Regions from separate parts of the Homo sapiens genome. Here region 1 is linked to region 2. Evidence: chromatin contacts called from ENCODE Hi-C or POLR2A ChIA-PET data. All regions are on one chromosome and are shown on one strand. Each heading gives the region's core, a stretch centred on a gene start or an enhancer-like site at or near the end of the contact. The rest is flanking DNA. Distances are from core to core; before and after follow the strand shown. Region 1 overlaps DLGAP1 (DLG associated protein 1). Region 2 overlaps DLGAP1 (DLG associated protein 1).

Region 1 (6,359 bases), core at 1,512-4,011, 48 kb before region 2:
TCTGAATGCTTTGTTTCATTGTTTGCAAAGGTAGGTGCTAAAACTTATCCATGTTTGGTGAAGTGGAAATCAATGCAGCCGTTTTGGAAAGCCATTTGATAATATTTAAAAACAAAAATGCATATCTATTTGTCTATGAAAAGAACCTATAAATGCACTTCCACATGTACTGAAAATATATTGTAAAACGATTTTCACTGCAGATTTTTTTTTATCATAGCAAGCAACAGAAACAGCCTAAATGTCTATCAATAGATGGACCAGATAATGTTTTATGGCTCATTCATAACATGGAAACATATGAAGCCATCAAAGAGAAAAGGTAGATCACAGTTTTCTGCAATGGAAGAATACATTACAAAATAGAAAAGGCAAACAGTAAAGGGAATGTGTATAGCATGCTACCATTTTGTGGGAAAAAATTATATACATATTTGCATATTCATAGATAAATGTAGAAGGATATACATACAATAAACATACAGGGTGTACATACAATAAGCTGTTCAAATATGTTCAGTATCACAGCAAACAACTAGAGTGTAAAGTGGCTCTCCTGTCATTGTCTACCCTTTTGTTGTCTTTAAAACTTTCATGTGTACTTTTTATCAGCAAAAAGAACACAACAAATAAATGGCTTTGTCTTGCATGTATCACACATGTATGAACAAAAGATCTGGTGTCAGACTGAATTCAAATACTAGCTCTGTCACTTGCCAGGAACCTTGGGAGCCTCCCTAAGAGCTCTGTAATTCACTTGCAGTGACCACCTCATAGCACAGGGTTACCATAAGGATTGAGCTACAGAATACACATGAAACAGTCCAGCCAGGGCACAAATGTATAGTAATAATAATAATAATAATAATAATGACATTTAACATTTATTTAGTGCTGACCATGTACCTGGGTTGTTTTAACAGTTTTACATAGATTAATTCATTTAATTCTTATAAAAACCCTATGAAATGGGTACTATTTTCATCCTAATTGTACAAATGGGGGAAATGAGGCACAGAGAGATGAACTAACTTGCCAAAAATACACAGCTGGTAAAGGGTAGAGCTGGGATCAAACCAGGTGGTCTGGCTTCAAATCTAGGCTCTTACCCACTTACAGAATGGCCTTGAACCTGCTGGGCAAAATGTTAAGGCTGGTGAGAGAGTGGGTCAAGCTTTCAAGAGAAATGCTGGAAATATTTGTAACCAACTTATAAGCTCATGGAAATGCTTTCCCATCTGACACCAAGCCAGAATGTGATAATCAAAATGACACCTGGGTGTGTCTAGTGGAGTATGTGAGGACTTTCCCCCCTGTCTTTGTGACTCTGGAGTTACTGGGGAATCACTACTTTGGGCTGAAGCCAACAGGGATCATGGAGTAGGGAACCCTGTCTTTTATGCATCTACCATCCAACAGACAAATACTTAATAGGCATGGAAGACCTGCCCTCTTAATGAGGCTCCTCCCGGTGACATGGTTCTGTCAGAAGGACTTATCTCAGGAGGTATATTGAGTTTCTCATGGCTGTTGAGACCTGGTATTTTCTTTTAGGTAAGCATTTCTTTAATATTTAACCCAAATTCTCTCAGTTGAATATTTAACTCAATTCTAATGTGTTGTCTTTGCTAGAAGAATAGTTGGTCATTGGCCTCACTCTATCTTCAAATGAAGTGCCCTTGAGAACATGATGAGTTTAGCCACTGATGGTCCTTGAATAGGCTGATGCCAAAACATCTTAGGTCCTCCCTGGTAGAGTGTTTTCCTTTCTTTCTTTCTTTGTCTGCAGAATTACCCAGAATTATCTAAATAATCATTCCCCACATCACCATTATTGACGAAGTGATTAACCCTCACTTGAATTCATTTTGGAAATCCCCATTTTCCTGTGCCAACCCCTCTCCACTGTTCCAATGTTCCAAACTATTGATCAGTTTTCACTCTCTCTGCAAGATGCCCTGGATTTCATTTTGAACAACCTGCTGGTCAAGGTATCCCTGGTGCATTAACTCAAAACTAGACACACAGGCACCAGCTCCTTGGAAAGGATCCCTCTTCAGTCATTCCAGACTCATTTCCTTGCTTGACTAATGTTGAGGAAAAGTTCAGGAGCCCTTGAGTTGTTTTCATGTTTGCCAAACTCAATGTTGGAAGTGCCAGGCTCACCAAGACCTCCCAGGTATTGCTCCGGCCAGCGGCCAGGCTGCAGAGAAGAGAAAAGTTAAACCCCTCCTCAGTAAAGGAAGCAGGACTTTTTTCCAGGAGCATGTTGAGGAGGAGGGGCTTCTCAAGAAATATGTTAAATTAAACCAAACAGGAAAGGAATCTAAGGGTAAATGATTTAAACTATCCCCTTTTCACTTTTGCTCAAGTTCTGTCTGTGAAATTTGCTTCTTCTCTCACTTGGGAATTACAGACAAACATCATATTGGCTGAGGTTATAAAGCATATTAGATTTTATTCTAGAAAGGAAATGGTGTGACAAATCTGGTATTTTTAAAAAATGTCACATATAGCAGTACACATTTTCATATAGCAAGTGTTTATTCCCTAAGACACACACACACACACACACACACACACACACACACACAGAGTAGAATATTTTTATTGAAACCTGGGGAGATGTTTCTTCGACAATACCTTATGGGGACAACTATTGTATCTTCCAGCTCCTTAAATGTTCCTGCTTACTTTTCATAATTGAAATTGCTCAGAGAAAGAAGGAAGTGTTCATCAACTGACAACTATATATGCAAATCTCTGAAGGGTAGCTATGCTGGAATGGTTTTTATTTGTAGAGCATTGGTCCTCACAAGCAGTAAAAGCATCTGGATTTAAGACTACAGAAATCTGAAATTGTTGCTTATAATCTCCTTGTAGAGTCAACAGGAAGAATGCATTTTCCCCCTCAGTAACAGAAGAGAAAACGCAGGCTCTATTTGCTCCGACTTCCCCTTTTCCAAAGTGAAAGGAAGAGTTTTTCAACTGAAGAACCTCTTCATTGAGATCTCAAAAGAAGCTTGCTAATAACACTAATTTATCGATCAAGTTTCCAGATGAAATTAGCACCTACTTCTTCAAGAAGACAGACAAGAAGTGTGAAGAGGGAACGTGGCAATCATAATCAGCACTAGTGAAAATATTCTGCCCCATGAATAGCAACAGTTCAATCAGCTGCGTGGTAGAGCTTGAGCTGGCATTTATGAAAATGTTTGCTTGCTCTCAGCCATTTTCTCTAAGTTGAGGCCTGTGCTCATTTACAAAGAAGACCTATTGGAATAATCCCTTGGCTGTCTAAGTCGAGACACAGGAATCAGGAATCACACTGGAGCTTCACATTCCTGTGATTTTCTGATGACGCCTTCCTGGACCAGCAGCAAACCCAGAGGACAGCATACGACTAGGGGGTAGCACGCTATTTCCCATCTCTATGCTTTATGGGAGAGGATGAGTGACTTACAGTCACTGTAAGTAAACTTGCGCTGGTAATTGAATTAGAGCTGAGAGAGGGTTTTCAGACAGGGCCACTAGTTTGTTTGCAAAATGAGTTGATTCGATCTTGGCTTAGCAGCTGCAAGTCAAACAACCTATTGAGCAAACCCAAGGTAAATTTCAGCACCCTTTAGTATCAATGGCATTCGAGAATGAACACATTCAGACGCTTTGATTTTTAAGATGTCATTTATTTAAAGCAAAATCAGTTTATATTCTCAAGGGGTGGATTTCAAAGATATAAAAAGAAAAGTCATTTTCGGAACAAACAATTTTGTTCAATTTCTATATAAAACCTAAATTACACTTTTTTTTTTTTTGGAGAGTAGACTCTGTGATATGGGAAATGGCTTCACTGAAATTCAGATTTCTACATGCAAAAGCTGACTCATTTTGTTATGGGATTAGCTAAAATGTTTAAAGAGCCCCGATGAAACAGATGAACTAATTTGTGAAAAGGCAAAAAGTGTAATCACGGTTCAGACTACATGAATAGTCAGTGCACGAACCAAAGCGATGAGGCCTTTGTAACCTCACAGAGATTCAGTCACCTGATCATTCCTCTTTCAAAGCAGTTTCAAAAGTACAGTGTGTTATTCTGGTGACTGGCATAGGTCTTGCTTATGTACAAAAATCAGAAAAAGTGGCTCCTGTGCTTACTAATTTCCAAGGTTGTTGCATGTCGGTGAAAAGTTGGTGGGGATTAGGACAAAGCACTGTGGAAACAAATTTTAGAGTTGTGGCATTTTCAGGCAACAAATAAGTGCAAGTCCACATCATAAAAAATTCTAATTTACCCTTTTTGGGGGTCAATTTGTATTTTTTTTTTTTGAGACAGAGTCTCGTTCTGTCACCCAGGTTGGAGTACAGTGGTGCGATCCCAGCTCACTGCAGCCTCCACCTCTTGGGTTCAAGCGTTTCTCCTGCCTCACTCAGCCTCCCGAGTAGCTGGGATTACAGGCATGTGCCACCATGCCTGGCTAATTTTTGTATTTTTAGTGGAGGCGCGGTTTCACCATGTTGGCCGGGCTGGTCTCAAATTTTTGACCTCAGGTGATTCACCCACCTCGGCCTCCCAAAGTGCTGGGATTACAGGCGTGAGCCACTGCGCCTGGCCAAATTTGTATTTTTTTATATAAAGTAAGGTTTACAAATATGACCTAAATGAAAACCAGATAAAATTGACAATGGCAAATAATTACCAATTTTAAATGTGGCAAGAATGACAGAGACGGCACTAAAGGAGCTCAATAAAGCCTTGGGTTCTGGACTCAGATCTGTCTTTTAATCATTGTGGCACATTGGGCAAGTCACTAAACCTCAGTGAGGCACAGTTTTTCATTATTGCAAGGATGGAATGGAAGCCACAAAGCATTTTTCTGATTTTCCCTACACTTGAGAGTTGTGTAGGAAACAAAGTGGATGAAATGTATGCAAAGAAATCAAAGTAGGTAAAACTGACATGAATTTGCACATTTGAAAGGCTCATCACTCCTTCATAAGATAGACAGTTATTCTCAGCTTCTGAACTGAAACTTCACGAGTGGGATTATCAGAGTAAAAGGACTTTTTAGTTCTTCGGTATTGAAACCCCTTTAAACAGGATGTAAGTTCTCCCTACGTCATCAACAACGAATAGCACACGTGCTGTACAGTGAAAGTTAGAATGATACGCTTCTTAATTGCAGAAGTATTCCCGTCAAAAGACAATAAAGCATATTTTGGAAGAAGTGGGACTCTAGTAAAAACACACAGACCTGAAAGCAGTGCATTAATTATTTTATTAATTTCTTCTTTTTACATTATGGGAAACATTCATCTATTTACAATATTTTTTTGTTCACACACAATCTAGGTAAATAAGCCTATGAAATTCCAATTCATAAAGCCATAAAAATGTTCCCACCCCTCCATCTGAAGGCTTTCAAATGAATCTTTTTTTTCCAAACCAAAATAATTTTTAAAAATTACATTTGGGAATTCAGATATGCTAGTGATTTACATTCCAGTTATTTAAAATATGCATCTAGACATGTTTTAAAAAAGAAATGGTAAATTCACAAGGATAAGGCTTAAATGAAAGTGGTAATGCACAGTAAAACATTAAGGAAACATCTATAAATAACAGAAATATATTACAATAAATTAGTTCTATTTACCATTTCAAATATTAAAAATCTTTAATCCATTTCTTCATCTCTCTTTACAAAAAGGTTATGTGAATTGTATGGAAACATCTGCAAAAAATATAATAAATACTTAATTTCTTTGAACGTTTTTTGATGTGGGAGACAAACTTCTTTTGTAATCCCCCCCTCCCCAAGAAAATGCCCAACACCTTTATACCAAAGTTAAACAAAATAAGTAATTTTTCAGGGTACATACATTTTCCATTACGAACTAAAAAACATTTCTACAAATTACATCAAAAAGAACAATGTAACAAAGGTTATGCTCATGAATGTCAGTTTCAGGGGTCAAGCAGCATTGTGTGGGGTCATGTTCTAACACCAATAATTAGCTTTTTATAAAGTGTTTGTACAATTTAAATTGTATTTTCAAGGAAGGCAAAGATCATGATGCCCTGTAGGCCTTGAGCTAAAAGATTTAAAATTCTTACCAAAAATAGCTTATGAATATACAAATGCCGTTCACTTAGACAAGATAAATAGGCCTTCTCTTGTCTCTCTTTAAAATATCATGGGCTAAATTAGTTTCCAAAGAAAATATTGTAGGATGATCTTGAGTCGTATTAGAAATCTATTTCTTAATCCAAATCTCAACTCTACCTCAGGGCACGGAGCTGTAATTGTGAGCATGGGTCTTGGGATGAACGCTGCTTCTTTCATATTAATCTGTGAGTT
Region 2 (6,593 bases), core at 899-3,398:
TCTTTATTTTTTGAAAGAATTGATCAGTTCCTCGTTGATGATATCAACCCAAAAGCTGAACCCAGTGGCTTGCTGTTTCCCAACCCACAGTTTTCAATCTTGAAGCTTCCTTGGCTCTTCATGCCCCTGCAGGCACAGTGTGTAATAATTACAACTTCTGAAAAATGCTGGCCAATATTCTGGCCCAAGAAGCAGAAAACCATGAAAGCAAAGACTGGATCAACCAGTATGGAACACAATACTCTGTCTGTTCTGAATAGCCAGAAGAAAGTCACTTGTTAGCATTCACTTCTGCTGTTGCTTTATGTTCCTTCTATGAAACAAGTTTATATTTCTAACTAGAGGAGTTTCTACCCTCTCCCACTTCCTACAACTTTTCTGTACAGCAAGTTACAAATCAAAACATATATGGGTAAACTGAAGAGGTTCCATTCTTGTCCCCCTGTCTGATAGAGTTGCAGTTAAACAAAAGAAATTGTGCACAAAAACTAAGCACAGTCATTATCTTTATGACATCCATGCTTTGGAACTACAAGACACTCAACTGATGAGACTCAAGTCATGAACTTATTTTTAGGAGAGTAGCTTAGTCTTTCCATCATAGAATCCCCTGGCCTCTGCTTAGCGTCTTTATCCCTCTCATTCACATAATGGCTGCTTTTCAAGGCTAAGTCCAGTTTCAAAGAGAGCAATGCTAGCACTCTGCTATTCTTTCTTTCTTTGTACATGCCTTTAGACATTTTAAACTAAGCCTTCTGTCAAGGCTGAATATATGTGGGATCTGAAATGCTACTCCTAGAAAGTGCAACCATCTTGGTATTTTATGAAATGGCACCCTTTCACTGATGTAAAAACCAAGATGTCTCATTACATAAAATAAAAGACAGATCAAAATAAGGCACGGGCGTGAGGAGACCGAGATCAAGAATTCAAGCTTGGCTGGGTGCAGTGGCTCACGTCTGTAGTCCCAGCACTTCGGGAAGCCAAGGCGGGCAGATCACTTGAGGCCAGGAGTTCGAGACCAGCCTGGGCAACATGGCAAAATCCCGTCTCCACTAAAAATACAAAAATTAGCCTGACATGGTGGTACGTGGCTATAGTCCCAGCTACTCGGGAGGCTAAGGCACGAGAATGGCTTGAAGAACCCGGGAGGCAGAGGCTGCAGTAAGCCGAGATTGCACCACTGCACTCCAGTTTGGGCAACAGAGTGAGGCCCTGTGTCAAAAAAAAAAAAAAAAAAAAAAAAAAAAATTCAAGCTCCCCCAAAAGAGGTTTACTTAGGTTTACTAATTTGGATCAGCTTCCAAATTAGAATCATGCATGGGAGGGCGCAGGCATAAGCATCCCTTGTGCAAAAATTCAGGTGGGAGGAACCCTCCTACCCTCCATTTATATACGGTTAGCACTGTCCTATCACCAGATTTTAAAACTATCTCAAGACAAACATCCATCTGTTATTTCAAATCCTCTATGTTCATCATTCCTTTGCTTAAATACATCATGCTTGAAGATGTCTTTAAAGTAAAGGAAAATAGGATAGGCTTTCTATAAAAAAATTTTCTCTACCCCAAATAATTGTGATGTTTTTCTCAAATAAAATAAAGGGAGGAAATAGAAAATAATGAGAGTGGACGTGTTGTCATCTGGTAACTTCTGAGAGGGCCCAGCATGCTGCCAGCCTCTTTTTAGCACCAGCTGGGCAGGTGCTAATACCTTTGATGGGCTGTCACTATAGGAACCCTGGTTAGGAGTCTCAACAAAACATCCTTGAACTGAATGTGCCCCCAGAAGGAACTGCTTTACCTCCGCAACTGGAAGGTTAGGTCACTCCTTGGCTACTGACCCGAGGTAACTAACAAAGCATGAGCAGTCTCACTAACAATTATGTTTTACTGAGTCTTGTCAAATGGAGGCTGTAGGCTTGTAAGTCCGATGGTTTTCTTTCTGCACACTAAGTTATTTTGAAAAATACATAAAAAGGAAGAAAGAGAGAGAGAAAGAGAAGGAGGGAGGGATGGCAGAAAGAAAGAAGAAGGGAAAGAAAAGGAAAAGAAAAGAAAAAAGGAAGCTGTGAGGCTTATCAGGAGTTATGCCAAGTTTCAGGCTTTTGAAATTTGAAACGCCTGAATGCCACGCCTTTAAAACTCAGGTGTACAGTAAGGAACTATTTGGCTAGGTCATGATATTGTTAACTTGGCAAAGAAAAGAGATTACTTTTCAAGTGCAATTTCAAGGGTGGGTACTGGGCTGTGAGGTACTCCAAGGAAACTTTGAAGAGTGGGGACTGATCCAAAGCTCCTGGGTTGACAAAGAAGCAATGTTTTTTGATTGCCAAAGGTCTTTCCAAGTCTGTGGTCCCTGAACTGGCTGTCAGATGTTGCCTCAATTTTGGCTTTATGTTTTAATATCCTGCTTAGTTGAAAAGGCACAAATCACTACAAGCCCTAAAGTTTACATATTTAAGTCCCTTGCGATCAAAAGAGATCTTTTATAGTAGCTGACATTGTGCTATAAGAGAAAACAATGCTACCTTTCCACTTGCTTGTTCCACCCAGTTACGAAGGCTGTGAGCTTTGATGTGTGAAGCAAGGAAGATTTTAAAAACTCAGAATTGGGTCACTTCTGGAAATGCAAATGGAAACAGAGGCAATATTGGTGGAAAAAAAAAAAGGGGTAACAGTCCTATTCACTGAGGCATTTGTTTCTAGAGACGAGGAGTGGCTCTCATAATATGTCACCGGGGCTTTCCTTCAACACCTCTGACTCAGTCTGTGCATTCACAGATCTACTGGAATGGTAGGTGCCATTCACAGGCATATTTAATGCCAGCATTTTTTCTCTTTCACATTAAGTATGTCCTGGAGGTCTAAATGTTATGTGTAATGTATAAAAGGTATACTAGGAGAGAAGGAGGTTGCTCCACCAACAGAAGATCAGAAAGAGCAGAAACTTTTATGCAAATCATCAAAATACGCATCTGCTCCCATTTCCACCCCACTGATGTAAATGAAAAGATCCTGGCTTTCCCTTTAGGTATACACACCTCTGAACACACAAAGCTTGCTCTAGACATTCACTATTAGTCAATTTCACCTGTTTATTAAAAATTGATAAGGCTGGAGAGTTGATGAGGCAGAAAAAGAGGCCACAGAGTAGTTTGCCATCCCTTTTTCTAGGAAAAGTGTTCTCTTCTGATTTTCTGGATGCTGAAGGAAAAGAGTTCTCGCAGCAACACTGAATTCCACTTGGATGATCTCTAAAGATTTCAGACAGTGGATAAATCATTTGTAAAGGCACAGATGAAAATATTAAGTATACATACACCAGAAAAATAACATCCTGGAATTCGCTTTCCAGAACATTGTTATGAGACCAGTAGCTTCTTTGCATACCCCCAAGAATGACAGTTGTCACTTGTCAGTTTGACACTGTCAGTAAGGAACTAAGGAGTATACAATTGCAAAGTTTCTGCCTCCCCTTAACACTTTCAGTTGTGAAGATGGGCGATGATTGCTTTATAAATTATTACAAATTACATCAGAAATATCTCACTTTAGGAAACGTAGCCGAGTTGGAATGGAGGCAGGAAGCCAGAACCTGTACCACACACTTATTCACACTTATCTCTTGTTTCTGAAGTGGAGATTATGACAGCAATATAGCTACCTGGGAACTATAGTAATAAGCAGAAAGGCAAAATCCAGGACATAGGTCCTAAACTTCAACTAGGAGTCTCTATCTATATGTAACACAACCCTAAAGTTGAGGAAACACTGATGGTGTTGAATCAGAGAACTTACACCAAAAAATGTTATTGTTGTTAATAGTAGTCAACTCCCAAATTTTAGAGACAGAGAGGTAAAGCGACTTTCAATCTGGATCTCTAAACTAGAATACTCTTTTGTTCCCATGACTCCAATTTTTTTTTTTTTTTTTTTTTTGAGACGGAGTCTCGCTTTGTCACCCAGGCTGGAGTGGAGTGGTGTGATCTCGGCTCACTGCAAGCTCCGCCTCCCGCGTTCACGCCATTCTCCTGCCTCAGCCTCCCCCTTAGATGGGACTACAGGCGCCCACCACCACGCCTGGCTATTTTTTTGTATTTTTAGACGGGGTTTCACCCTGTTAGCCAGGATGGTCTCGATCTCCTGACCTCGTGATCCACCCACCTCGGCCTCCCAAAGTGCTGGGATTACAGGTGTGAGCCACCTCATCCGGCCCCATGACTCCAATATTTTTCCAATACATTCCAAGACCTTCAAAGCCAGAGAGTAGTGCTAAATAACAGGGCTTGCCTTACTTACATATAGGCCAGATAAAACCTATATGGACGACTTCTGTGCATGGCAATGATGGAGTAAGAATGACTGAACTTACTATATTATCTGAAACAACTAAAAACCTGGCAAAATATATGAAACAACTGTTTCCAAGACATTTGATATCAGACAATGAAGAACAGTGATCACTGAGATATGGGAAACAAATGGGGCCTTTGACTGACTGGAGCGAGTTTCCAGGGAGTGGTCCCCATGGGGAGTCGGCAGTCTCCCTGACTAATGAGACATTGCTAGGGGTACGAGGAGGACAAGGCAGCTGGAATTTGCATGGCAGTGTATGGAAGAGGAGAGAACTGCACAGAGTGAAGGTCTGAGATCTGCACGGGTCCCAATAGCATATTCACCTAAGTACTGTTCAATGCATGACTATCCAAGACTGGGATATCTTTATTCCTCTTTAGAAAACAAACAAACAAACAAACAAAAACATAGCCATTAATCTAGAGTGCTGTATGTGGCAAAAATATCTTTTTTAAATGAAGACAAAATAAGGACTTTTTTATATACACAGAAGCTGAAAGTAGGCCGGGCACGGTGGCTCACGCCTGTAATCCCAACACCCGGGGAGGCTGAGGTGGGTGGATCACCTGAGGTCAGGAATTCAAGACCAGCCTGGCCAACATGGCGAAACCTGTCTCTACTAAAAACACAAATCTTAGCCAGGTGTGGTGGCATGTGCTTGCAGTCCCAGGTACTTGGGAGGCTGAGGCGCGAGATTGCTTGAATCCGGGAGGTGGAGGTTGTGGTGAGCTGAGATTGTGCCACTGCACTCCAGCATGGGCGAAAAAGCGAGACTCCATCTCAGAAAAATAAATAAATAAATAAAAAGAAGCTGAAAGTATTCATCGCCAGCAGTCATGCCCTATAAGAAAGGTTTAAAATACTTTCTATTTTCCCTTTTGATTTTTTTCTTTAACCCATGGGCTACTTAGAAGTGTGTTACCTAGTCTCCAAAAATTTGGGGATTTTCCAAATATATTTTAGCTATTGATTTCTATTTAATTCCATTGTGGTCAGACAACGTACTTTTTCCTGAACCCTTGAAAATTTATTGAAACTTGTTTTTTGGGCCAAAATATTGTCTATCTTGTTAAATGCTCTGTGTGTACTTGGAAAAAAAAATGTGTACTTTGCTTTTATTTATTTATTTATTTATTTATTTATTTATTTTTGAGACAAGGTCTGGCACTGTCGCTTAGGCTGGAATGCAGTGGCTCCATCTCAGCTCACTGCAACCTCTGCCTCCCTGGTCTCAAGGGATCCTCCTACCTCAACCTCCTGTGTAGCTGAGACTACAGGTGCAGTGTATACAGTTCAATAAATTTTGCCCTCTATTAAATTCTATTTTGTATATATACAACAATAAAGTCATTTTAATTTCTCCATTAAAAAAATAAATGGAGGCCAGGCACAGTGGCTCATGCCTGTAATCCCAGCATTTTGGGAGGCCGAGGTGGGCAGATCACTTGAAGTCAGGAGTTCGAGACCAATCTGGCCTGGCCAACACGGTGAAACTCTGTCTCTACTAATAATATAAAAATTAGCCAGGAGTGGTGGCAGATGCCTATAATCCCAGCTACTCTGGAGGCCAAGGCAGGAGAATCAGTCAAACCCAGGAGGTGGAGGCTGCAGTGAGCCGAGATCACGCCACTGCACTGCAGCCTGGGTGACAGAGCAAAACCCCGTCTCCAAAACAAAAAGAAAAAAAAAAGAAATGGAATCATAGAAAGATAATTAGCCCCAAAGAAGTATTTTTCAAATACTTCATACTTTTCCAAGTATTTCATCAAAAGATGAAAAATAGGAAGAGATATGAATAATAAATACAATACGGCATACTTAAACCCAAACATATCAACAGTCAGTCACATTAAATGTAAATGGTCTAATCACTCCAATTTAAAGGAAGAGGTTGTAAGATTGAAATAAAAAGCGAAACCAACTATATATTGCCTATGAAAAACCTACTTTAAAAATAGAGAAATAAATAGGCCGGGAGCCGTGGCTTATACCTATAATCTCAGCACTTTGGGAAGCTGAGGTGGGCAGATCACTTGAGGCCAGGAGTTCGAGACCAGCCTGGCCAACATGGTGAAACTCTGTCTCTACTAAAATTACAAAAACTAAACTAAACTAAAATAAATAAAAATAGAGACGTAAATAGTTTAAAGTAAAAGGATGAAAAAAGATACATGGTAATACTAATGAAAAGAAAGCTGGATTGGTTGTCTTAATATCAGACTAGGTAGGTTTGAG

The links. A loop is a pair of places that touch in the nucleus more often than their neighbours do. ChIA-PET counts read pairs that join two places held with the same protein, here RNA polymerase II (POLR2A). Pooled maps may share reads with other maps.
Region 1: a map of naive thymus-derived CD4-positive, alpha-beta T cell shows a loop between it and region 2 (2.8-fold over the local background). The contact joins two enhancer-like sites. A Hi-C loop is called at or near these places in 1 of 168 maps with a recorded cell type or tissue (naive thymus-derived CD4-positive, alpha-beta T cell) and 4 of 50 pooled maps. POLR2A ChIA-PET finds 5 or more read pairs at or near these places in 7 of 52 experiments (H1, K562, PC-9 and 4 more).

The regions. Positions count from the first base shown.
Region 1 is chr18:3,490,775-3,497,133 of GRCh38, forward strand. It overlaps DLGAP1 (DLG associated protein 1), which reads right to left. Exons shown (of 13, transcript NM_004746.4): 13 at 5,258-6,359. Among named protein-coding and RNA genes, the nearest start is that of GAPLINC, 28 kb to the left of the region's middle. Within about 2 kb of position 2,762, at least 2 of the 41 ENCODE cell types and tissues checked have a DNase peak (open chromatin) inside an H3K27ac peak, as active enhancers do.
Region 2 is chr18:3,539,248-3,545,840 of GRCh38, forward strand. The region is part of intron 9 of DLGAP1 (DLG associated protein 1); the gene reads right to left. Among named protein-coding and RNA genes, the nearest start is that of DLGAP1-AS1, 52 kb to the right of the region's middle. Within about 2 kb of position 2,149, at least 6 of the 41 ENCODE cell types and tissues checked have a DNase peak (open chromatin) inside an H3K27ac peak, as active enhancers do.